2 separate regions of the Homo sapiens genome follow, and region 2 is linked to region 1. Evidence: chromatin loops called from intact Hi-C (ENCODE). Cell type or tissue: body of pancreas. All regions are shown on one strand. Links, peaks and the distances in the headings refer to the core of each region. The heading gives the core; the rest is flanking DNA. Region 1 overlaps LOC124904526 (a long non-coding RNA gene). Region 2 has its middle 17 kb from the start of LINC01703.

What was found. A loop is a pair of places that touch in the nucleus more often than their neighbours do. Peaks named below come from ENCODE experiments on the same cell type or tissue, not always from the same donor. Only the 100,000 strongest peaks of a DNase experiment are listed, where the experiment ranks them.
Region 2: it touches region 1 in a loop (7-fold over the local background); 1 of 110 quality-filtered maps calls a loop at or near these places.

Annotation. Positions count from the first base shown.
Region 1 is chr1:225,476,358-225,488,570 of GRCh38, reverse strand. LOC124904526 (a long non-coding RNA gene) reads right to left here. Exons shown (of 2, transcript XR_007066903.1): 1 at 11,961-12,213; 2 at 1,737-2,017. It overlaps ENAH (ENAH actin regulator), which reads left to right. Exons shown (of 14, transcript NM_018212.6): 14 at 1-1,742. Among named protein-coding and RNA genes, the nearest start is that of LINC02765, 15 kb to the right of the region's middle. In body of pancreas, for the core only: a CTCF peak has its summit at 7,474; a DNase peak (open chromatin) is centred at 7,440; H3K27ac peaks cover 585 bases.
Region 2 is chr1:226,094,129-226,106,341 of GRCh38, reverse strand. No RefSeq gene overlaps it. Among named protein-coding and RNA genes, the nearest start is that of LINC01703, 17 kb to the right of the region's middle. In body of pancreas, for the core only: a CTCF peak has its summit at 5,710; a DNase peak (open chromatin) is centred at 5,621; H3K4me3 peaks cover 1,188 bases; H3K27ac peaks cover 443 bases.

The DNA.
Region 1 (12,213 bases), core at 2,888-10,887:
CTGTAATCCTCAATGACAGTACTTACATATTTGCATAGAATTTTTTTTTTAATTTTTGAGGAAACCTCTCTGGAGTCTGTATTTATAGGAGCATCCTGAAAGTCCCTATTATGTAGCTGGTGGGAGCGAGAGAGGGACAGCCACACTCGTGCTGTGAGCAGAGCACAACTTCAGGCAGAGTGAATGCCTTCTGAGTTCTCATTGGAAGCTTTCTGTTGCTCAGCCTCTGGCAGATTTCAGAACCTTCTACTTAAGCCAGGTGTGGTGGTGCGTGCTCCTAGGCACAGCGACTCGGGGGGCTGAGGCAGAAGGATCACTTGAGCCCAAAGTTGGAGGCCAGCCTGGGCAACATAGCGAGGCCTGTCTCCTTAAAAAATAAATAAATAAATAATAAATAAATAAATAAATAAAAACCTTGTCCTTGACTATTGTGCTGTCTGCTGCCCCTTTGTAGGGATGGGGTTGGGGTCAGAATAAGCATGTGCATGAATGGCGGAAAGCTTTGGTGGTGTTTGTTTGTTTGTTTGTTTTTTGAGAGGTGGGGGAGTCAGCAGTGAACCTTTCTGGTTAAAGAACAACGTACATAATTTCTATTATGAGATTTAGAAGGTTAAATACTTTTTTTTTTCAGGCCTACCAAGTTGATAGACCAAAAGTATATAGTAGAACAGCACAGTAGAAAAAATTTAAAAGTGAATTTCTTATGGTCCAAAAGGATGGATAGTCACAGTCCATAACCTTTCATAATATATGCTGGAATTGGAATCTCTTGTCATCTTGCTTTGCTCTGAATTTTAGAACTAGAAGTGTGCATGTATGTCAAAAGATTATGCAGAGCTATTTTCTTTGCTAACAATGTAAACATTTGCACCCCATGAATGGGACTTTATAATCTGGAAGTGAGCCTAAGGTTGCGTATACTGAAGTCATGTTTTAAAAGTTAAGGTTGACTTAAACATATACAAGGCTGTATTTTAATTGTAACTAGAAATCATTTACTATGCATACAGAACCTCATGTATCTTATCATGGAATTTGTGAATTAATGGGCCTTGCCGAATTCAAGGGTAAGGGAAACTGGTAACAACTTGTTTTAAATCAACATACTATAAGCTCCTGCTTGCTTGACTCAAGTTGTTTGAAAATCTGAATTAAACAGGATCTCATTGTCAGGAAACATCTTCTAAGCTTGACATCTACGTTTAAGAAGGGAACGTGGAAGAGAAGGTGAGACATGAAACTAAAACAGCTGGGAGGGTAGGATCAGACTGCACCTGATTTTTGGACCAAAGTTTCATATAGGAATAAATAAAAAGGAGGACCACTTGTGAGCCAACCTAGGAAGGACTTGCCAGAAAGTAGCAGCTCCTGCTGCAAAATACAGTGCCTTCAAAATGATTCTCTGTGTGAATTGCATGCAATTTCATGTAACCATAAAGTGTAACCTGTATGTGCATGACATGTGTCTAGAATGTGTAAAGTTAGGATTCAGCAGGAAGGGGCCTGGCCCTGTCACTGTGGTGGATCAGTGGACCTGCTGAAGTCACTGGACTCATGTGACTTAGGTTTGCAGCATCAGACCCCTGTGTTTGCATTAAGTGGCCACATCGTTGAAATCGGATCAATCTCTCCCTCAGCTTTCTTTCCTACTTTGCAGCTTTGCTGGTTTTAACTGCTTCATTCTTCTGCTTCTTGGTATCCTTTTTTCTTTTGAAATAAAAACATGAAATACTTAATTCAAATGAGATTTGTATTTATTTTACCAGTTGCTCTTAATTTACCAAAGGTATACGACATGAAAAGAGTTGCATTCTTTTGTCTTGGTTGTGATTCTGACCTTAAAATACGCTCAGTTCTAAAAGCTTGAGGAGCGTTCTATACTGGTCCTTCTGCATTTCAGCCTGTCACCAAGGGGAGTGTTTTGCGATCCGCCATCCTTTCCCTGAATGCTGCTGCTCCTCTATGACGGAAAGCTTGGTGACCTCTTCATTGGAGGCGTCCAAAGCCAGTGAACAGCCTGTTGGTAAATGAACGAGCTGCATGTACGTGCTATTTTCCTCCAGGACCAAATGCCCTGTGCATTTTAGTATTAAGCGTACTTACTGCAGGAACCAGTACTGGGACCACTGCAAAACTACACAATGGTGCAAGTGCTTTGGGGCTTTGAAGAGCTGAAGACAGACATAAGACTTAGTGTTCTCAGGCCGGGCATGGTGGCTCATGTCTGTAATCCCAGCATTTTGGGAGGGGTGGGCGGATTGCTTGAGTCCAGGAGTTCAAGACCAGCCTGGGTGACATGACGAAATCCCGTCTCTACAAAAAAAAAAAAAAAAAAAAAAAAGGACTTGGTGTTCTCACTTTGTGACCATCCTGCCCCTCACTGGAGGTCCCTAGAGGCAGGTGCCTTTCAGCTAAGAATATCTGGGAGTCTGTGGTTTGTGAGGAGCTTGCTGGCACATTAGTGTAAAGGGTGTGATCCTTTTAATGGCCACACTTTTCTGTATGATGTCTTTGTTTTCATTCTCTGATGTCAGGGAGGTGAAAAGAAGGCTCAGGTGAAAAGAAGGTTCATCAACTGAACCAGAGTAACTTGTCACCTCCTTTTTTGCCAGCCTCATTTCTAAATAGACTGAATGTCTGTTACCTCTCCTCTCCTTTTCAACTGAGAAGCCCTTGGTGTACAGCGGAAAGGGGCTGTAGGGGAATGCATTTTGCCACTGCAGTCATGAGCTGACCCAGCCTTCTGTATTCTTGGATGTTTTCATTCTAGGCTGAATCCCATTGTGTTATGGCAAAGAGGCCAGACCCTAAGAGACTATATGCTGAAAAGATTTGTGAAGCCCCTCAGTTCCCAGTAACTTTTGGAGCTTATTGTCATGAGATTGCTACCCTAGCCCTGGGCAGTGTGGGCAAGGACACCGTGGCACCTGGGCACTGAGTCCGGGAGTTGTATTTTAGCCTTCTCTCCTCTCAGCTGTAAAGTGAGGTGTTTAGGTCTTCAAAGGTCATTCCAGCTCCAGCTTCTATGGTTTCAATATGCTGGGGGTATCTGGCTGAGGCTCCCCACCCAGGTGGCCCAGCTGACAGTGACAGTATCATAGAGTGCGAGATAGCCTCTGTCACCACACTGACAGCTGCAGACACTAGTATGGAGGGGTTATGTGGGTGAAGTTCAAGGCGTCTCTCTGTGAACAAGCTAGAAAGAACCACTCATTTGTCATTTCTCCTTGGCCACAGGCTCTCATGGCAAAGGCCTCTGACTGAGGAGTAACACAGCGTTGAACCAATTTTAATATTGCAAGGCCACTCCTGTGGGTAAAGGCATTGGAGATGTATGCTTCAAAGCATTTTTAAAAGTCACCTGGGATATGACAGTGATGTCTATCCTTGGATGATTATAGCTCTTAAGTCATCACTCCCGACCCCCAAGACAAAAACGAGTCTGAGAAGCCAGGAAGCTGGTTTGCAAAAAATGTGTCGCGTTGAGTTGGGCCTTTCCTGCCACAGCTCCTGCCGCTGGGTGAAGTGTTGGAACCCTACAGACAGGTCCTGTCGCAGCCAGCTGGGAAGCCGAGGTGAGCAGGCCTCCTGGGACAGATGGGGCCCCACTGATGAGGCCACTGAAGCCCCACAAAAGGGCTGGCTGCTGTCAGGAGCCTCCACAGCTGGGATTGCCCACCACGTTTTGGCTTTTTTAAAAAAACTTTTTTTAATTTTAGAGATGGGGTCTGGCCATGTTGCCCGGGCTGGTCTCACTCCTGGGCTCAATCCTCCCACCTCAGCCTCCCAAAATGCAGGGATTACAGGTATGAGCCACCATGCTCAGCCTTAAAAAAACTTTATTGAAGTAAAACATATGGACAGAAAAGTGTACGTATGCATACAGCTCACTATCTTGACAAACTACACCCATTTGCACAGCACCCAAAGCGAGAAAAGACGTCAAGACCCAGAAGCCCCCTCGTGTTTCCTTCCAGCCACTCCCTCCCAGCATCACCCCTCTCCTGACTTCTGACCCCCGAGGTTGCTGTGTTTGTGCTTGATGTGAAGGAATCCTGCTATTTTGTGCTTGGTTCCTTTCTCCCAATATTGCATGTGAGATCATCCGTAGTGTGTGTAGTGGTGGATTGTCTGTCCTCGTGATATCGTAGTTCCCAGCTTAGGGCTATTATGGGTAGTCCTGCTATGAATATTCTAGCATGTGTCTTTGGTGAACATATGGATGTGTTTCTTCTGGGTGTGTGACTAGGAATAGCGTTGGTGGGTCACAGCGTATGCCTGCGTTCAGCTTCAGTAGATCCTGACCCACTTCTAAACGTGCCTAGCAGTGCTGGAGCCATTTATGGGCATGTCAGCTGGCGGGGCTGCGAGCCTCCCTCCGTCGTAGCTCCCTTCTGTGAATGGCCCCACGGGCAGCACAGGGAACAATCCAACGAAAGAACCGAACCTGCCTTGGACAGCTAACTAACTGCGGTCTCATTCTGTTTCCCTGAAACGTGGAATTAAGTTTCGAATACAACTTTCCTTCCCTCTTAACAACGATATTATTCATGTCTACATTTATTGCAAGCATTTACCTAGAAGATAAGGCCTATTTCCTCCAATAAGGTGAGTTTATACTCAATGAAATTAATTTTTTCGTTCATTTAGCATTGCTTCCTAACAAGTTGTCAATTGATGGACCAGACATTTCTTTCCTGAGCTGCAGATTATAAAGGGGTCTCACTCTCAGGGCACAAGAAGCAAGAGCACATACCCAAAGGCCAAGGAAGTGGCTGCCTTCTTTGTTTTTCCCTAAATGATGTCCTCTAGAGAAATTCCCACAGCCCCATTATGAGACGGGAATTTGCTTGATTAAAGGAGATGATTCCACTTTCTGTCTAGTAATCTGGGGCATGAAGTGGATGGTTAGATACAAATCTCCAGTGTTAAGTACCAGTAATTTTTGTCAGTATGAAAAAAGTGGCTGGGTGCAGTGGCTCATGCCTGTAATCCCAGCACTTTGGGAGGCCAAGGTGGACGGATCACCTGAGGTCAGGAGTTTCAGACTAGCCTGGCCAACATGGAGAAAACCCATGGACGGATCACCTGAGGTCAGGAGTTTGAGACTATCCTGGCCAACATGGTGAAACCCCATCTCTGCTAAAAATACAAAAATTATCAGGGCGTGGTGGTGGGCGCTTGTAATCCCAGCTACTCAGGAGGCTGAGGCAGGAGAATCGCTTGAGCCCGGGAGGCGGAGGTTGCAATGAGCTGAGATCATGCCACTGCACTCCAGCCTGGGCAACAGAACGAGATTCTATCTCAAAAAAAAAAAGTGCTTTACTTTTTAAAAATGTAATTAGAGATGTAGTCTTGCTATGTTGTCCAGGCTGGTCTCAAGCAATCCTCCTGTTCTGGCTTCCCAAAGTGTTGGGATTACAGGCATGAGCCACTGCCAAAGATTATTTATTATTATTATAACTTAACTGGGAGCTGTTCAAGTCCCAAAGCTCTCTAGCTCTCCTAAGTTTTCAAAAGAAGGGAAAAGACTTTTTCCACATGATATCAATCCCATGTGTCAGATTATCTTGTAAATGTTGAGACGCGTAGGTCAGCAAGGGTCCAGAAGCTGGGAGTGTGCACAGCAGGTGGAAATGGAAGGGGAATTTGTTTTTGCCTTGCAGATCTCCTGTCCTGACTCAACACTTAATGGCACAGTGTCTCGGGTGCTTTCTTGAAACCTGGTGATGTGAACAAAGAATAAAAATAGCTGCTTGAAATGCCTCCAAATGAGCAAATGCAGGCATTGTTGGAATTCCAAATTTCAGAGCTGCTTTCCGGAATCCTCGTGGATTAACGTAGCAGGAGTGGGTACTGAACAGCAAGGATGGGGCTGGAACTGTAAACTCAAAAAGCATGATTATAAAAGGGGCATGTCAAAGGGCCAAGGATCGCAGAACGATCAGAGTTCATAATTTGGGGTAACCATAGAAATCATTAGCTCCAGCCCTGCCAGACAGCGACGGCTCAAAGAGGCAGCTGGTCAGAGTTGGTGCCTCATTCCCCCGCCGGTCCCCCTGCCCTGCCAAATCTCACTTAGAGAAAGCTGTAAGTGTGGGGAGGATGGAGGGTAATTGGAATTCAGACAGGAGCCAGTTCCAAGTAATTTGTAAATTATGTGAATGAGCTTGAAAAGATTTTACCCAAGATGGTAGATCAGCTTAACGTTCTCTTCCCATAATAAACCCCATCACAAATACACAAGGGCCTCAACACCCAGATACGAATGGAATGACACTTCTTTCCCTAGAATTGTAAGGCAAGGGAGAGGGAGAAGCATTTACTTGCCTCTAAAATAGAGCCCTGGTCCCTAAGTCCATGTGTGTTTAGGGGGAGGCAGACAAGTAGATCAGTGAACAATTTGGCTTAAATTGGTTTACAAAACAAAAATTACAATGTGAGTGTAATAAATTATACAGAATGATATACAAACAGATGGGGAAATAATGTCAGCTGCTTGGTGGTGATGGAGAAGTCAATTCACCTGGAATTAACAGACGAGCTGTTAAGAATGAGCAGGTGTTCTTGGGCATCAGAGGGGCAAAGGTATTTCTGGCAGAGCAACGAGCAGTTTGCAGGTGTGAGAGTGCATGGGCTGTTCTGCAACAGGCCCCGTAAATGGGCAAGGTTGGAAGATGAGCCGTGGGGTGGAGGCAAGACAGGAGGTGAGCTGGAGAGGTTGGGAAAGAATTGGAAACATTTTGCTCTGTCCTCTGAAATCCCGGCACATGCCACATTAGACTGCATGGTTTCTAGGGAGCTTCAGAGGTCCTAATGAACGTTTTAGTCTGATTTTAAAAAGAAAACGATTTTAAGGTTCTGGCACAGAAGACATAAAAATGTGTGACATACTCCCTGTCTGCCAGAAAGCACGTTCTTCTGCACATTTAGAATGTAGAAAATATAACCCTTTAAAAAACCACCAATACAAATTGTTTTTAAGTATTCCAGAGGGAAAATAAAAATAATATATTGGCCCCTTTAGGAAACAGAACGGCCTCTCATTTCCTGGACAGTTGTTGAGAGTAGCCGTGCCAGTGCTACCTGGATTCATGGATGTGCCACACGGTGATCAGGTTCTGTGATCTGTCACGCTATGGGTGCAGGAAATAAACCCACTGGCTTGATGCTTTCCTGAGTCCGTGTCAAGCGAGTACAAGTGGGAGACATTCAGGGTAGGAGTAACTGGTATTACAGGAGCACCTGGGCTTAGATGACACGTTGCGTCCAGCCATAAATAACACCTGACTTAAAGCAGCTTATGTAAATAACAGTTTTAATTTCCTCCTATTCACCTGTTAATGAGAGAAGGATTCCTGCCCTGGGATTGTAGCAATGGCCAAACACACAGCACCTGATACTGGACAGGTGCGATTGACAGCAGGTTATTAGTAACCTGAACTCACAGCTCAGGGGAGGAGGACAGTGCCCCACACAGGGCCCCATGGGAACTGCACTCAGGAACAGAGGGAGCCAGCAGGGGCTGTGGGAGGCAGGCTTGGTGGTAGTAGCAAGAGGGTGTGGTGACCCCTGGTTCCCACCGGAGAATATGATTGACTTGTTTAAGTAATTCCACAGGCTGGTAAGGAAGTGAAACCCACAGCTGGTGGGTGAGCAGGAGCCCTGCCTGGTCCCCTGGGTAAGGAGGGATGTTTGGCTGGGGGGCCTTATCTGAGAGAAAAGAGTGAGGAGGGGAACTTGCAGCTCGGTCACACCTGGCCCTTCCGACTGGAGCAGAGATCAAGGCAGCACATAGTGTTGGGTTTAAATTTTAGGTCTTACCCTACAGGTTTATTAGCACACGTGACTCTCAACCCTGAGGTACGAGGGCCCGGGTTGGTTAATTCCACAGTTTTGGATGCCACCGCTAGGTTCCTGCCTTTCCTCAGGGCCACTGTCACTGCCTCAGCTCCCGGGAGGAGGTTTCCTCCTTGTGCATCCCTTCCGTTCTTCTCAGGCAGGAAACTTTTCTGTGGCCCCTGGTGACTTTCAGATCTCAGGCAGAGCTGGCCCCATCCCACTACTCTTCATCTGCAAAGAGGAGAGATTCCCTTAATCGGTTCAGACGAATTACCACGCGTACCTCAGGACCCAGCCTGCTTGCCTGAGCTCCTTGCTGCCCAGCAAGGAGCAGTGGATGTGGCTATGAGGCAGGCACCCCAGGGCCTCATCTTCACCCCAAAGCAAGGCTAGGGAAAGCGGAGTTCTGGAAAGCCACACTGATGTGCATCAACGCCTCTGTGCTAAACCTTGGATCCATGGTCTGGTAGGCAGTAATAAATATGTTTATACTTCTTTGTTTTTTGAGATGGAGGAGTTTTGCTCTTGTTGCCCAGGCTGGAGTGCAATGGCGCGATCTCGGCTCACCACAACCGCCGCCTCCCGGGTTCAAGTGATTCTCCCACCTCAGCCTCCCGAGTACCTGGGATTACAGGCATACGCCATCACGCCCGGCTAATTTTGTATTTTTAGTAGAGATGGGGATTCTCTATGTTGGCCAGGCTGGTCTTAAACTCCCAACCTCAGGTGATCCGCCTGCTTCAGTCTCCCAAAGTGCTGGGATTACAGGCATGAGCCACCGCACCTGGCCACTTCTTTTTTTTTTTTTTTTTTTGAGACATAATCTCGCTCTGTCACCAAGGCTGGAGTGCAGTAGTCAGTCCTGCCTCACTGCAACCCCCGCCTCCCAGGTTCAAGCGATTCTCCTGCCTCAGCCTCCTGAGTAGCTGGGATTATAGGCGCACACCAACACACTCAGTTAATTTTTGTATTTGTAGAGACAGGGTGTCACCATGTTGGCCAGGCTGGTCTTGAAATCTTGACCTCAAGTGATCTGCCCTCTTCAGCCTGCCAAAGTGCTGGGATTACAGGTGTGAACCATCATGCCCAGCCATACATTTATACTTTTGAGACAGGGTCTCGCTCTGTCTCCCCGGCTGGCGTGCAGTAGTGTAATCTCAGATCACTGTAGCCTCAACCTCCCAGGCTCAAGCGATCCTCCTGCCTCAGCCTCTCGAATAGCTGGGACTCCAGGCGCACACCAACATGCCTGGCTAATTTATCTTTACTTTGTAGAAATGGGTTCTCACTATGTTGCACCAGCTAGTCTCAAACTCCTGGGCTCAAGCGATCCTCTTGCCTTAGACTCCCAGAGTGCTGAGATTACAGGCGTGAGCCAACACGCCTGGCTGGCAGAATATATTAATATTTGCATGAACCACAAATCAAAATGTTTTCATCCAAAAATGGATTAGCTGTGTCTGTTGGCTTGTGTATATAAAAGATTTGTGAAATAGTCTCAGTTGAGGAACCTAAGGAACTGGGGACGGTTCTTACAACACTGAAAGAAGGTAGATATTGAGATTAGTTTCTTCTCTCCAAAGACTGACTGTTTAAAAGGCTCAAGCGTGTACCACACTGACTACTGTGGTTCAGGAGAAGCAGCTGAAATATTTCCTTTTAGAGCTAAGTTCTATCCATAGAGCTGAACTTACAGTGAAGTTCAGTAAATTTTGGATTTACTGTAGGTTCTTGGAGACCAGAATTAGAGGAATGAGAACGCTGTGAGTTATAAAGTCCAAGCTGTGTCAGCCCTTTGCTTGGGAGCTGTCCTGCCCTGCCATCTCCTCTCTTTTTGGGGGGCCTCCTTCTCAGTCTCCTTGTTGGAGCTGTCACCCACTATTGGTGCTTTTTTTTTTTTTTTTTGATGGAGTCTCGCTCTGTTGCCCAGGCTGGAGTGCAGTGGGGCGATCTGGGCTCAGTGCAGCCTCCACCTCCCAGGTTCAACTGATTCTCCTGCCTCAGCCACCTTAGTAGCTGGGATTACAGGTGCCCGCCGCCACGCCCAAATAATTTTTGTATTTTTAGTAGATACGGGGTTTCACCATTTTGGCCAGGCTGGTCTCGAACTCCTGACCTCAATGATCCACCCGCCTCGGCCTCCCAAAGTGCTGGGATTACAGGCGTGAGCCACTGCGCCCAGCTGCTATCCGTGCTTTTGAAGGCTTTGTTCCTCACCCACCTCTCAGCCTCCCTGGGAAAGCCTGTCCTCTCCCGTGTCTTCTCTTGCCTTTTCTCCATCAACACACCAGTGACTCCAAGGAGTGTCTCAGCCCTGTCCTCTCTCCTGAGCACCAGAGCCACTGTCCTGCCCACTGGGGACAAGACTCCAGGACAGCCCTGCAGCATTTCAAATCCGAGATGACCCAAACCAAACTCTTGACACTCCTCCTCTGTTCTAATCCCCAGGCAGTTTTTACTCTCTCCTGGGCTCCCCTGCCCATAAGTGAGTGGGCCCCGTGGATCTGCCTCCCGCATGGTCCTCCCGGAGCTCCACTTGTTTCCAGCCTTGCTGCCAAGTCCTGTCAACCTCCCTCCACCTGTCACTGAACCTCCGCAGCAGCCTCCCGCTTCCTCCTCTCTCGCCCTGCATACAGCCCACTGTGGCCGGAGGGAGCCATGTGAACCGCATGTCAGAACACACCTCTTCCTGCTCAAGGCCTTTTGAGGCTCACAGACTGTAATCAAAATGAAGTCAGAATGTTTTAAGTGCCTTTTATGGTCAGCCCTGTGATCTACAGCGGGAGATAGGAAAGGGACAGCTGGCAATGTGGGAGAAGCTGCCTCCTCAAAAGCCTCCCCTTCCCTTCTTCCCTGCTGCCAGAACCCCATTTCGTGTAGGCCTCAGTGGAGCTCCCTTGATCTCAGGAATGCAGATCCATCCTCGGTCTGTGAGGGGGGCCTTGTGGCCTAGTTTTGGGCACATCTGTTGGAAGCTCCTGGGAAGGTTTTTTTTTCTCCCAGATAAGAGGAAGGCAAATGAGAAAGCTCTCCCCTGCTCCACTCCCTCACTTCTCTTCCTTGGACTTGATGGGAGTGTATGATGCTCTGGGCAACTGCAGCCATCTTGTAATCATGAGGGGAAGGTCAAGAATCTGAGAGAGCCAGACCTGGCATCTCTGAGCCACCACACTCATGTCGGCAACCACCTACCCCCATGCTTATTTAAGGAAAAATAAACCACTCTTTGTTTAAGTCACTGCTAGTCAGAGGTTCTGTTGCTTGCAGCCAGAAGGATTCCTAATAGACACAAGCAGGGTGTGTGGGAGTGCAGAGGAAGACTTCATGCGGGAGGTAGCATCTGAGTGCAACCCTGGGGGTGAATGGTGAAGGGCGCCCCAGGCAGAGAGTACTGTCGGAGCACAGAAATTAGGGAATGGGAATGGAAAATTCCCATTTAGTTGGAACATAGGAGGGATAGAGAACAATACAAGACATTTTGCCATGAACAATTTGACACAGTCATTTCAACCTCAGGGACAATTTTAAGTAGCTTTTCTTCTCTCTCTCTCTTTCTCTTTTTTTCATGGTCTCACTCTGTCACCCAGGCTGGAGTGCTGTGGTGCAATCTCAGCTCACTGCAACCTCTGCCTCTCAGGTTCAAGCAATTCTTGTGCCTCAGCCTCCAGAGTAGCTGGGATTACAGGTGTGTGCCACCATGCCCGGCTAATTTTTTGTATTTTGGTGGAGACAGGGTTTCATTATGTTGCCCAGGCTGGTCTTGAACTCCTGCACTCAAGCAACCCGCCTGGCCTCAGCCTCCTGAAGTGCTGGGATTAGAGGCATCAGCCACGGCGCCCGGCCCCTCATGTTGCTCTTTTGGTTTGGATTAGTCTGGACTTTCCAGAGAAGCAGAACGAAGAGGATGTGGTGTGCATATGTTTTTCATAACAGCACTAATCCCATTCATGTGGGCTTTACCCTCACAACCTCACCTCCTAGAGGCCCCACTTATGCACACCATCACCTTGGGAGTTAGGATTTCAACATGTGAACTTTGGGGGAAAATAAACATTCAGACATATACATACAAGTATATTCAGACACACACACACACTTGTGATAAGGAATTGACTCACTTGATGATGGAGGCTGCAGTGTGAGTTGGCAAGCTGAAGACCTGGACAGCCAATGGTGTAGCTCCAGTCCAAAAACCAGCAGGCTCAAGATGTGAGACGAGCTGAAGTCTCAGTGCAAGTCTGAAGGCAAGAAAAAATGATGTCCCAGCGCAAGCAGTCAGGCAGGTAATGTCCTTCTACCTGTGGGAGCGTCAGCCTTTTTGCTCTAGCAAGCCTTCAACTGATTGGACGAGGCCCACCCACACCAGGGAGG
Region 2 (12,213 bases), core at 1,807-9,806, 620 kb before region 1:
TGGCTACATTGGGATAAATAAAATGTTATTAAAATTAATTTCACTGGCTGGGCATGGTGGCTTATGCCTGTAATCCCAGAACTTTGGGAGGCTAAGGCAGTGGATCACCTGAGGTCAGGAGTTTCAGACCAGCCTGGCCAACATGCTGAAACCCCGTCTCTACTAAAAATACAAAAATTAGCTGGGCGTGGTGGCGCATCCCTGTAGTCCCAGCCACTTGGGAGGCTGAGGAAGGAGAATCACTTGAACTCGGGAGGCAGAGGTTGCAGTGAGCCGAGATCATGCCACTGCACTCCATCCTAGGTGACAGAGTGAGACTCCATCTCAAAATAATAATAATAATTTTACCGTTTCTTATTACTTTTTTTTTTTTTTTTGAGACAGTCTCACTCTGTCGCCCAGGCTGGAGTGCAGTGGCGTGATCTCGGCTCACTGCAACCTCTGCCTCCTGGGTTCAAGTGATTCTTGTGCCTCAGCCTCTCGAGTAGCTGGGATTACAGGCACTCACCACCACGCCCAGCTAATTTTTTGTATTTTTAGTAGAGACAGGCTTTCACCATGTTGGCCGGGCTGGTCTCGAACTCCTGGACTCAAGCCATCCCCCTGCCTTGGCCTCCCAAAGTGCTGGGATTACAGGCGTGAGCCCACCGAGCCTGGCCTTCTTATTACTTTTTAAAAAATGCGGCTGGGTGTGGTGGCTCATGCCTGTAATCCCAGCACTTTGGGAGGCCAAGGCAGGTGGATGGCTTGAGTCCAGGAGTTCGAGATCAGCCTGGCCAACATGGTGAAACCCTGTCTCTACTGAAATACAAAAATTAGCTGGGCGTGGTGGTACATGCCTGCAGTGCCAGCTACTCAGGAGGCTGAGGTGGAAAATCGCTTGAACCTGGGAGGTGAGAGTTGCAACAAGCCAAGATCATGCCACTGTACTCCAGCTTGGGCAACAGAGTGGGACCCCATCTCAAAAAAAAAAAAAAAAAAAAGTGGCTACTAGATGATTTTGCATTACACATGTGGTTCACATTAAATTTCTGTTAGATAGCGTCAATCTTGGGAGGGAGTATGGCTAGAGAAGAGGAGTTCACAGATTGCACTCTGGGGCACTGCTTTACGCAGAAGCCAGTGATATGGGGAAGAACCAGCAGAAAAGCCTGGGATGGAACAGTCTGAGAGGTAGGAGGAAAACCAGGTACGTGTGTTGTCCTGGAAGCTCCTGGAAGAGGGCGTTACCAGGATGAAGGGAGCCATCTGGTCAGATGGATGTTGCTGCAAGATCAAGTAATGAGGACAAGGGATGAACACCAAGTTCAGCAATGGTGACGCTGGCAAGAGCAGTTTTGGAGGAACAGCGAGGGCCAAGCCTGATGGGAATAGGTCCAGGAGAGAGCAGAAATGGACTCATCCGCAGGAATGGACTCATCAGCAGAGTTTTGCTGTAAAGGAAGAAGGGAGGGGTGACTGGAGTAGGAGGTGTGACAGGAAGGGCTCTTGTATAGCTGGGAGGAATAGCAGCATGCGTCCTGCTGATGGGGATGACTCGGAGAGGCCAGAGTGGCTGGAGCGGAAGTCCTGAGTGGGAGGGAGCTGGGTGGCATGCACAGGGACAGCTGGAGTCTTGGCCGGGGGGTTGAGGGTTCACTCATAGGTACAACAGGGAGAGCAGAATTCTTGGGCCCAGATGCAGGGCGGTGCGTGAGGCAGTGGTGGGAACTTGTGGAAGTTCTCTTCTGATTGCTTCAATTTGGTACTTTGGATTTGCCTCTGAATCGGTGTTCCCCATTTGCAGTTATCCCCTTACCTATCCCACCATCAGAACTCTTCTTTTTATTATAAGACTGAAGGAAAACAGCTCCCAGTGAAGGCATATGCCATCTCCTTTGCTTCTTGTATGCTCCAGGGCCTGGGCAGCACTGGCTCCCTTTCCTTCCCACATCCAGGACCAGTTCCTCTTCTTGCCAACCCCCACAGAGTCTGTCTCTCCTTGGGACACAGGTGAACTCGGGCCCTAGCCTCCCTCTTATCCATGGTTTGTGGGGCTGTGCAGGTTACTGAGTTCTCTCAGCTAAGACAGCTGCATTCTGATGAGTCCTGCTCTGGACTCGCCTTTCTAGCAGTGTTGAGTACAGTCATGCATCACTTAATAACAGGGATATATTCTGAGAAATGTGTCATTAGGTGATTTTGTCTCTGTGCTAACATCCTAGAGTGTCCTTGACACAATCCTAGATGGTAGAGGCTACTACACACCTGGGCTACACGGCGTAGGCTATTGCTCCTGGGCTACAAACCTGTACAGCATGTTACTGTGCTGAATACTGGTAACACAAAGGTATTTGTGTATCTAAACAGAGAAAAAGTATGGTGAAAATATGGTATAAAAGAGAAAAAATATGGGCCAGGCATGATGGCTCACACCTGTAAACCCAGCACTTTGGGAAGCCAAGGCGGGTGAGTCACTTGAGGTCAGGAGTTCGAGACCAGCCTGCCCAACATGGTGAAACTCCATCTCTATTAAAAATAAAAAAATTAGCTGGGTGTGGTGGCATGCACCTGTAGTCCCAGCTACTCAGGAGGCTGAGGCAGGAGAATTGCTTGAACCCAGGAGACGGAGGTTGCAGTGAGCTGAGATCACACCACTGCACTCCAGCCTGGGTGGCAGAGCGAGACTTCATCTCAAAAAAAATTAAATTAAAAATTTAAAAAAGAGGCCGGGCGCTGTGGCTCACGCCTGTAATCCCAGCACTTTGGGAGGCCAAGGCGGGTGGATCAAGAGGTCAGGAGATCGAGACCATCCTGACTAACACGGTGAAACCCCGTCTCTACTGAAAATACAAAAAATTAGCCGGGCAAGGTGGCAGGCTCCTGTAGTCCCAGCTACTCAGGAGGCTGAGGCAGGAGAATGGCGTGAACCCGGGAGGTGGAGCTTGCAGTGAGCTGAGATCACGCCATTGCACTCCAGCCTGGGCGACAGAGCGAGACTCCGTCTCAAAAAAAAAAAAAAAAAAATTTAAAAAAAGAGAAAAAAATGGTATCCCCGGCCGGGTGCAGTGGCCTATGCCTGTAGTTCCAGCTATTAGGGAGACAGGTGGGAGAACTGATTGAGTTCAGGAGTTTGAAGCTGTAGTGGGTGATGATCGTGCCTGTAAATAGCAACTGCTTTCCAGTCTGGACAACATAGTGAGACGCCACCTCTAAAACAACAACAACAACAACAACAATGCAAAACGAAATGGTACACTTGTATAGGGCACTTACCATGAATGGAGCTTGCAAGGCTGGAGGCTGCTCTGGGAGACTCAGTGAGTGAGTGGTGAGTGCCTGTGAAGGCCTGGGACATTACTGTACACTACTGTAGATGTTATAACACTGTACACAGTGTACACTAAAATGACTTAAAATTTTCTTAGGCAAGGCACAGTGGCTCATGCCTGTAATCCTAGCATTTTGGGAGGCCGAGGCAGGCAGATCACTTGAGCCCAGGAGGTTGAGATCAGCCTGAGCAACATAGTGAAACCCCATCTCTACAAAAAATAACAAAATTAGCTGGTCATGATGGTGTACACCTGTAGTCCCAGCTACTCAGGTGGCTGAGGCAAGAGGATCGATTGAGCCCACGAGGTTGAGGCTGCAGTGAGCAGTGATTGTGCCCGGGTGACAGGGTGACACAGCAAGACTCTGTCTCAAAACAAACAAAACCCACCTTTACTAAAGATACAAAAATTAGCTGGGGTGGTGAAGCACACCTATAGTCTCAGCTACTTGAGAGGCTGAGGTTAGGGGATCACTTGAACCTGGGAGGCAGAGGTTGCAGTGAGCCAAGATTGCTCCACTGCACTCCAGCCTGGGTGACACAGCGAGACCCTTAAAAAAAATTTAAACTTTTGGACTCTTGTAATAACACTTAGCGTCAAACACAAATACATTGTAGAGCTGTATAAAAACATTTTCTTTCTTTATATCCTTATTCTATACACTTTTTTCTATTTTTATAATGTACTACTTTTTTTTGTTTTGTTTTGTTTTGTTTTTTGAGACAGTCTCACTCTTGTCACCCAGGCTGGAGTGCGGCGGTGCAATCTCGGCTCACTGTAACTTCCACCTCCCGGGTTCAAGTGATTCTCCTGCCTCAGCCTCCCAAGTAGCTGGGACTACAGACGTGCGTCACCTTGCCCGGCTAATTTTTGTATTTTTAGTAGAGACGGGGTTTCATCATGTTGGTCAGGCTGGTCTCGAACTCCTGACCTCAGGTGGTCTGCCCGCCTCAGCCTCCCAAAGTGCTGGGACTATAGGTGTGAGCCACCATGCCCGGCTTTTTTTAGTTTTTAAACTCTTTTGTTAAAACACAAACACACACAGTAGCCTAGGCCTTCACAGGGTCAGGACCATCAACATCACCATCTTCCACCTCCACATCTTGTCCCACTGGAAGGTCTTCCAGGGCAATAACATGCAGGGAGCTGGCATCTCCTATGATAACAATGCCTTCTGGATTCCTCCCGAAGGACCTGCCCAAGGCTGTTTTACAGTTAATGTGTTTTTCTTTTTATAAGTAGAAGGTCTATACTCTAAAATAACAATAAAAAATATAGCATAGTAAACATATAAGCCAGTAACATCGTCATTTGTTGTCATTATCAAGTATTATGTACTGTACATAATTATATGTGCTGTACCAGAGGTCTCCAACCTTTTTGACAGCAGGTTCTGGTTTCGTGGAAGACAGTTTTTCCACAGACTGGGGTAAGGGGGAGGGATGGTTTCAGGATGATTCAAGTGCATTACATTTGTTGTGCACTTTATTTCTATTATTATTATATTGTAATATATAATGAAGTAATTATACAATTCACCATAATGTAGAATCAGTGGGAGCCCTGAGCTTGTTTTCCTGCAACTAGACATCCCATCTGGGGGTGATGGGAGACAGTGACAGATGAGGCATTAGATTCTCATTAGGAGTGCACAACCTAGATCCCTGGCATATGCAGTTCACAATAGGTTTCCGATTCTAGGAAAATCTAATGCTTCTGCTGATCTGACAGGAGGCGGAGCTCAGGCAGCAAAACCAGTGTTGGGGAGTGGCTGTAAGTACTGATGAAGCTTTCTTTGGGGGCTGGCCCGCCGCTCAACTCCTGCTGTGCCGCCCGGTTCCTAACAGACCATGGACCAGTACTGATCCACGGGTTGGGGACCCCTCTGCTATACTTTTATATGACTGGCAGTGCAGTAGGTTTGTTTACACCAGCGTCACCATAAACACGTGAGTAATGCATTGGTTGCGCTAAGACTTAAGAAGGCTATGACATCACTAGGCCATAGGAATTTTTCAGCTCCATCATAATCTTATGGGGCCCTGTCTGTATGCGGTCCGTCATTTATAGAAACTTTGTCATAAACTCATAACTGTAATTGGATTTGTGCTTTCTTTTTTCTTTTTTTCTTTTTTTTTTTTGCCTTGCCACCCTCTTCCTAAAACTAGGTCCTGGAGGACTGGACCAAAACTGCTTCCCGTTCTTCCTCCACAGCCCAGCACAGTGTGGTGTGGTGTATAATGAAATGAAATTGGGCCTCCGGAAAAAGCGATTTCCAAGTGTGTTCCGCAGGTGCCTGACGGCGAGGATCCTGTGCGCATGCGCCCACCCACCGAGCCTTAACTGTGGGAATTAGGCATTCTTCCTAAATGGTTTGACCTCGGGCCCTTTTAAAATCTTAATGCTTGTTAACAACATCCAAGGCCATGAATATACTTCGGGAAATACAGTCTATTACTCTTTTTTTTTTTTTTTTGAGACGGACTCTTGCACTGTTGCCCAGGCTAGAGTGCAGCCGGGCGCGGTGGCGGGTGCTTGTAATCGCAGCCACTCGGGAGTCTGGGGTCGCTTGAACCCGGGAGGTGGAGGTTGCAATGAGCCGAAATGGTGCCACTGCACTCTAGCCTGGGCGACAGAGCGAGACTCCCTCTGAAAACAAAAACAAAAACAAAAACAAAAAACAAACAAAACCCCCACACATTAGTAGTAGTTATTACCGTGGTCTTCCAAAGGGATTTTTCTCTTTCAAGCAGCAGTTTGGGACTCTTACCTGTTGTTTGCTGGTTATTACCCAATGGTCCAAGGAGTGAAATTTTTGAAAAACTAAACACTAGCTAGGTGTCACCACGAAGTGAACGCTGAATATAAAAGTCATCATTAATATTCATAAAGTAAGTCAGTGGAGAACAATGACTACATTGGTTAAAATCTGGTTTGCACAGAATATTTTAGGAAAACATTGTTTAGGACCCAGTATCCTCCCTCAGTGTGGAAGTCAGTGAATGAAAATTGTATTTGACAAGTTGTTCTTTAAGAAGACACTGCTTATGTGAAATGAAGTCAACTTGAATCCAGTTATGTGTGTCTGTCTCTTACATAAAAAGCCCAGAGGTAGGAATTACAGAGTTGGATGTGCTATGGTCTAAATGTTTGTGCCACCCCTACAAATCCATATGTTGAAAAAATTTTTTTTTCCTTTGAGATGGGGTTTCACTCTGTCACCCAAGCTGGAGTGCAGTGATGTGGTCATGGCTTATTGTAGCCTCAACCTCTCAGACTCAAGTGATCCTCCCACCTCAGCCTCACAAGTAGCTGGGACTGCAGGCATGCCACCACAGCTGGCTAGTTTTAAAACTTTTTATAGAGATGGGGTTTCCCTGTGTTGCCCAGGCTGGTCTGGAACCCCTGGGCTTAAGCAATCCTCCCACCTCACCTCCCAAAGTGCTGGGGTTATAGGCATGAGCCACCATGACTGGCTTGTATGTGGAAATTTTAACCCCCAATTTTTTTTTAACTTTCATTCTCAAAGGAGGTGATTAATCCCCAAATGATGGTATTATGAGGTGGGCCCTTTGAGAAGTGATGAGATGAGGGTGAAGTCCTCATGACTGGGATTAGTGACCTTATAAGAAAGGCCCAGAGAGCTCACTAGTTCCTTTCTCTCTTTGAGGACACAGCAAGAAAACACTGGCTGGCTGGCACAGTGGCTTACACTTGTAATCCCAGCACTTTGGGAGTCTGGGGTGGGAAGGTTGCTTGAGGCCAGGAGTTCCAGACCAGCCTGGGCAACATAAGCAAGATCCCGCCGTCTCTATAAAAAGTTAAAAAAATTAGCCAGGCATGGTAGCACATGCCTATAGTTCCAGCTTCTTTGGAGGCTGAAGTGGTAGGATTGCCTGAGCCCAGGAGTTCAAGGCTGCAGTGAGCCCTGACTGCACTACAGCACTCCAACTTGGGTGATACAGCAAAACCCTATCTCCAGAAAAAAAAAGTTATCTAAAGAGAGTTTGATAGACCTAGCTCATCTCATCCTTCCCACCAGGCCCCACCTCATAGGCCACTGCCCAGGCAACAGAGTGGCCGTGTGGATCCACCTCACTGTGGCTGGGATAGGGAATGGGATCACATGGTCTGCCTGGGGCTGCCCCTTCAGTGGGGAGCTGTGGGCTGGGCATTTCATCTGTAGGAGACTGTGAGGTGAGAGGAAGCAGAGGATATTCTGTGGGAAGAATCTTCATGGACCAGGTGATAAGTGAGCTAGATTTGGAAGAATGGGTGGGATTCTAGTGAGCAGAGAGGGGTAGAACATTCCCGGAGGGGTAAAGGAAATAAAGTATATATTACAGAGCAGGGGGAGCCTCGTGTGGTTGGAGCTGGGAGGTATGGGGAGATGGGGAGGGCAGGGGGAGGGGAGGGGAGAAAGAGTGGAGAGAAATCAGGCAGCGTTGTGCTGAGGCCAGAATGGGTAGGGGCTATATTTTGGGTAAGCTGGGGGAAAGTGGAACTGATGTTCTCTGAGCTGTGCTCTAGGAATCAGAGAGCAGATGGAGGCTGGAGGTAACTGGGAAGGAGCCCACACCTTTCTGGGCATCCTTTGTCATCCATCTTCCTATGTCCAGGCAGGAGCCAACCTGCTCTCCAACCTGGCTTGCACTTGGCTGAACAGACAGTCACTGCCCACTGAGTACCCGTGGGCTCTTCTACCTTTCCAGAACCCTGGCTGCTGGCCAGTGGGCTAGTGCTGGCCAATTGGCTATAATCGGAAGTGTGACCTATATGTGAAAGCAAACAGAGTCTTGGGACCCCAAACTCACTATGCCAAAGGGAAAGTTAAGTTTGGGAACTGAGTCACAGAAAAACTGCCTTCCTTTTGTTCCCAAACAGATAGCGGTAGTTTCACAATCCTGTGTCATAGCCTCATTCGTAAGCCAGGTTCCCACAACAATAGAAGGCTACATATTTCCCAAATTGTTCACAAGGAAATTCCCTGTGGGCCCCTAAACCTTTCAGAATACACATTCCCCTATAAGCTAGTTCTAAAATCAAGTTCTGTTAAACTTCACCCTGACAATGTCAATTATCAGCTTATCTTCACAGGGACAGGATAAGGACAAGACTAGAAATCATCCCTCCTCCTACCCCAAGACTTTGCATAATTGACTTGGTCCTCTGTTTCACATGTAAAAGGTACATTCACTAAGGCTAATAGGAACCTAAGATTGTATCCATTTGCCTCATTGTCTACCCTTCTAGGAGCGCAGTGGAGCGATCTCGGCTTACTGCAACCTCCACCTCCTGGGTTCAAGTGATTCTCATGCCTCAGCCTCACAAATAGCTGGGATTACAGGCATGCATCACCATGCCTGGCTAATTTTTGTATTTGTAGTAGAGACAGGTTTGCACCATGTTGGCCAGGCTGGTCTCGAACTCCTTGCCTCAGGTGCTCCACCTGCCTGGATCTCCCAAAGTGCTGGGATTACAGGCGTGAGCCACCACGCCCAGCCCCCTTACCCCGTTTTTTTTTTTTTTTTTTTCCTCTTCTGCTTGCTCTTTCCCCTTCAAATACTGAAGTTCCTGAAACCTTCCTTGGAAAAATCACAGGTTGTAGATGCTTCTGTGACTTGTTTTTGTTTTGTTGGTTTTTTTGCATCCTCAATCATGGTTAAATAAGCTTCTAATCAATTGAGACCTGCCTCAGTCACTTTTTGGTTTACATGTGTCACTACTGGATCAAAAGGTGTAAGTTCTCCATGCCCTCTCTTCCCATGCCATGGTGACTGGTGATTGTCTAGATGGTGGCTCTTCTAGCAACCTGGATCCCTGAGACCCTAGGTGGAACAGAGCCCTGCCCTTCCATCCTCTTTTCTCCACTGCACTGAGCGTATAACATGATTGAGAAATATACTTTGTTGTGTGAAGTCATTGAAGTTTGGGGCTGATTTACTGCGGTAGAACCTAGCCTCACCTGACTAATAGACCAGCTGAGGGAGCTCCTTGCTCAGCGGCATGGGTTCCCCCGACACCCCCACCCCACACAGAGGTAGGCTGGGGTTGAGCAGAGCAGGGGAGGACAGCAGGACTTTGACCCCTGGAGGATTTGGCTTGGATTTCCCTCTCTTTTTTTTTTAATTTAAAAAAATGTATTTATTTATTTACTTAGAGACAGGGTCTTGCTGTGTTGCCCAGGCTGGAGTGCAATGATGCAACCTTAGCTTACTGCAGCCTCGGACTCCTGGGCTCAAGTAATCCTCCCACCTCCGCCTCCTGAGTAGGTAGGACTACAGGAACACACCACCACATCTGACTAATTTTTTTTTTTTTTTTTTTTGTAGAGATAGGTTTGCTATGTTCCCTAGGCTGGTCTCAAACTTCTGGCCTCAAGCAATCCTCCAGCCTCAGCCTTCCAAACTGCTGGGATGACAGGTGTGAACCACCACCCCTGGCTCAGACCTCTCAAAGGGCTCACTGCCTCCAGGGGGACCACAGCTGGGCTGAGCCTGCATTGCCTGAGCGCATACACCTCCACTGTAGAGGGAGAGGGCACCTGCCAGTGGAGGTCAGCCGCAGGCAACACAAGGTGGATTGTGTCTGAATCACCAGTAGCTCTATACAGCAAGGACCCTGTCCTTGAAGCACTGAGGCTGGAGACCAGACTGGGTCCTCAAGGCAACAGCTTCAGTCACCTCCTCCAGCCTTTCCTCCGAGGGGAGCTCTGAGCAAGACAAGCTTGATCATGTTACTTCCCTACTTAAAAACCTAGGATAGGGGCCAAGCAAAGTGGCTCATACCTGTAATCCCAGCACTTTGGGAGGCCGCGGCGGGGGCGAGCGGATCACTTGAGGTCAGGAGCTCAAGACCAGCCTGGCCAACATGATGAAACCTCATCTCCACTAAAAATACAAAAATTAGCTGGGCGTGGTGGTGTGCACCTGTAGTCCCAGCTACTCAGGAGGCTGAGGCAGGAGAATTGCTTGAACCCAGGAGGCAGAGGTTGCAGTGAGCTGAGAGGGTGCCATTGCACTCCAGCCTGGACGACAGAGCTAGACTCTGTCTCAAACAAACAAACAAACACACACCACCTCCAATAGGCCAGGCTGCTCATGCCTGTAATCCCAGCACTTTGGGGAGCTGAGGCAGGAGGACTCTTGAGTCTAGGAGTTGGAAACTAAACAGGGCAACATAGAGAGACCCTGTCTCTGATTAAACAAACAAACAAAACCCATAAAAATTAGGATAAGGTCCACATACCCTGGTCAAGCTTCAAGGTTGTTTGCAACCTGGCCCCAGGAAAGCAAAGTCCTGAAGAGTGGCTGCGGCAGACTGGCTCCTTCACCATTGCTCTGCTACAGCCACTACCAAGAGTTTTGTCTTCCCCAACTCCCTGATAGGTTCATGCACCTGGACAGTGGCATAAGCCATTCCCCACACCTAGAATGCCCTCACATGTCTCCTGCCCCTTTGCCTCTCTGGCCTGCTTTCGCTCCCTCCACCCTCTAGGACTCCCTCCAGCTCCTTATGGCCTGGAGGTCCCTGCCCACAGTCCCTGCTGCCTCTCTGAGGTGCAGACAAGGGATCATCATCGTCCCCTTCCCAAACTCTGTGCCAGGCATGATGCTGGGTGCTGTATACAGAAGTGAGCAAAGTGAACACAGTCCTTGCCCTCCTGGAGCTGATGGTCTTGGGGGCAAATAATCAGACAAATAAATCTAGAAATCTCACACTGAAGGAAAAACAGGGTGGAAGGGATCTATTCTAGAGGTGAGTGGGGGTTGCTAGGGAAGATCTCTTCAAGGAGGTGGGGTTTTGTTTTTCTTGTGGTTTTTTAGAGATGGGGTCTCCTTCTGTTGCTCAGGCTGGAGTGCAGTGGCATGATCACGGCTCACTGCAGCCTCCAATTCCTGGGCTCAAGTGATCCTCCCACATCAGCCTCCTGAGTAGCTGGGACTAACAGGTATGCACCATCAGGCCCAGCTGAAGAGGTGGTTTTTAAACTGATGCTTCCTCAGGGTGGAGAGGCCTTGCTGGATAGCGGGCAGGAGTGTACAGGAGGAGAAGGAAGAGCATGTGCCCAAGCCCTGAGCAAAGGTGGGAGAGGGTAGAAGAATGACCCTAAACTGCAGAACCCTGTAAAACCCAGGGCATTCTCCTTCCCCAGCATTTTCCTCTTCTGCTTCTCTTTCTCTCCCCCATCCTGTTTTCCCACCAGCCCTGCCCCCCACCCTTAACTATGGCAGGTGCCAGGGATGCACCTAGCACTGTGCTTAGGCTTTACACACTGTCATTCCCCAGCAGCCCTGGGAGACAGGTGTAATCATACCCATTTTACAGACCAAATAACTGAGACTTGGAGAGGTTAAGAGAACTGCCCAGGGTTGCTGGCCAGCAAGTGGTGAAACACATATTCAAGCCAGGGCCTGGTGTTTGTGCTGCCCTCTCTGTCCTGAAGAACCCTGCCTGGAGCTTGCCTTGTGCCCCACGGTCCTGCCCAGGCAGGAGGCTAATCCCCTTCTTGCTTGCTCACTATCTCCCTGCCAGGTGAGGGGATTGTGGAAGTGGAGGAAGCCATTGCATGGGGCCAAGCTGCCTCTCAGGAGCCCTGGACCCTTCCACTGGTAATGGAAGACCAAGACGGTGCTGAGCTATGAATGGCTGAACAGTTTCAGCCCAAACCACTCCATGGGCATTGCTTTTGCTGCTGGCTTCAAGCGCATCTGCCACAGTCTCAAAGAAAGTAAATTCAGCCTGGAACGGTAGCTTACACCTAAAATGTCAGCACCTGGGAGGCCAAGGCAGGAGGATAGCTTGAGGCCAAGAGTTCAAGACCAGACTGGGCAACATAGGGAGACCCGCCTCCATCTCTACTTTTAAAATAAGTTTAAAAATAAATAAATAAAATGGAGCC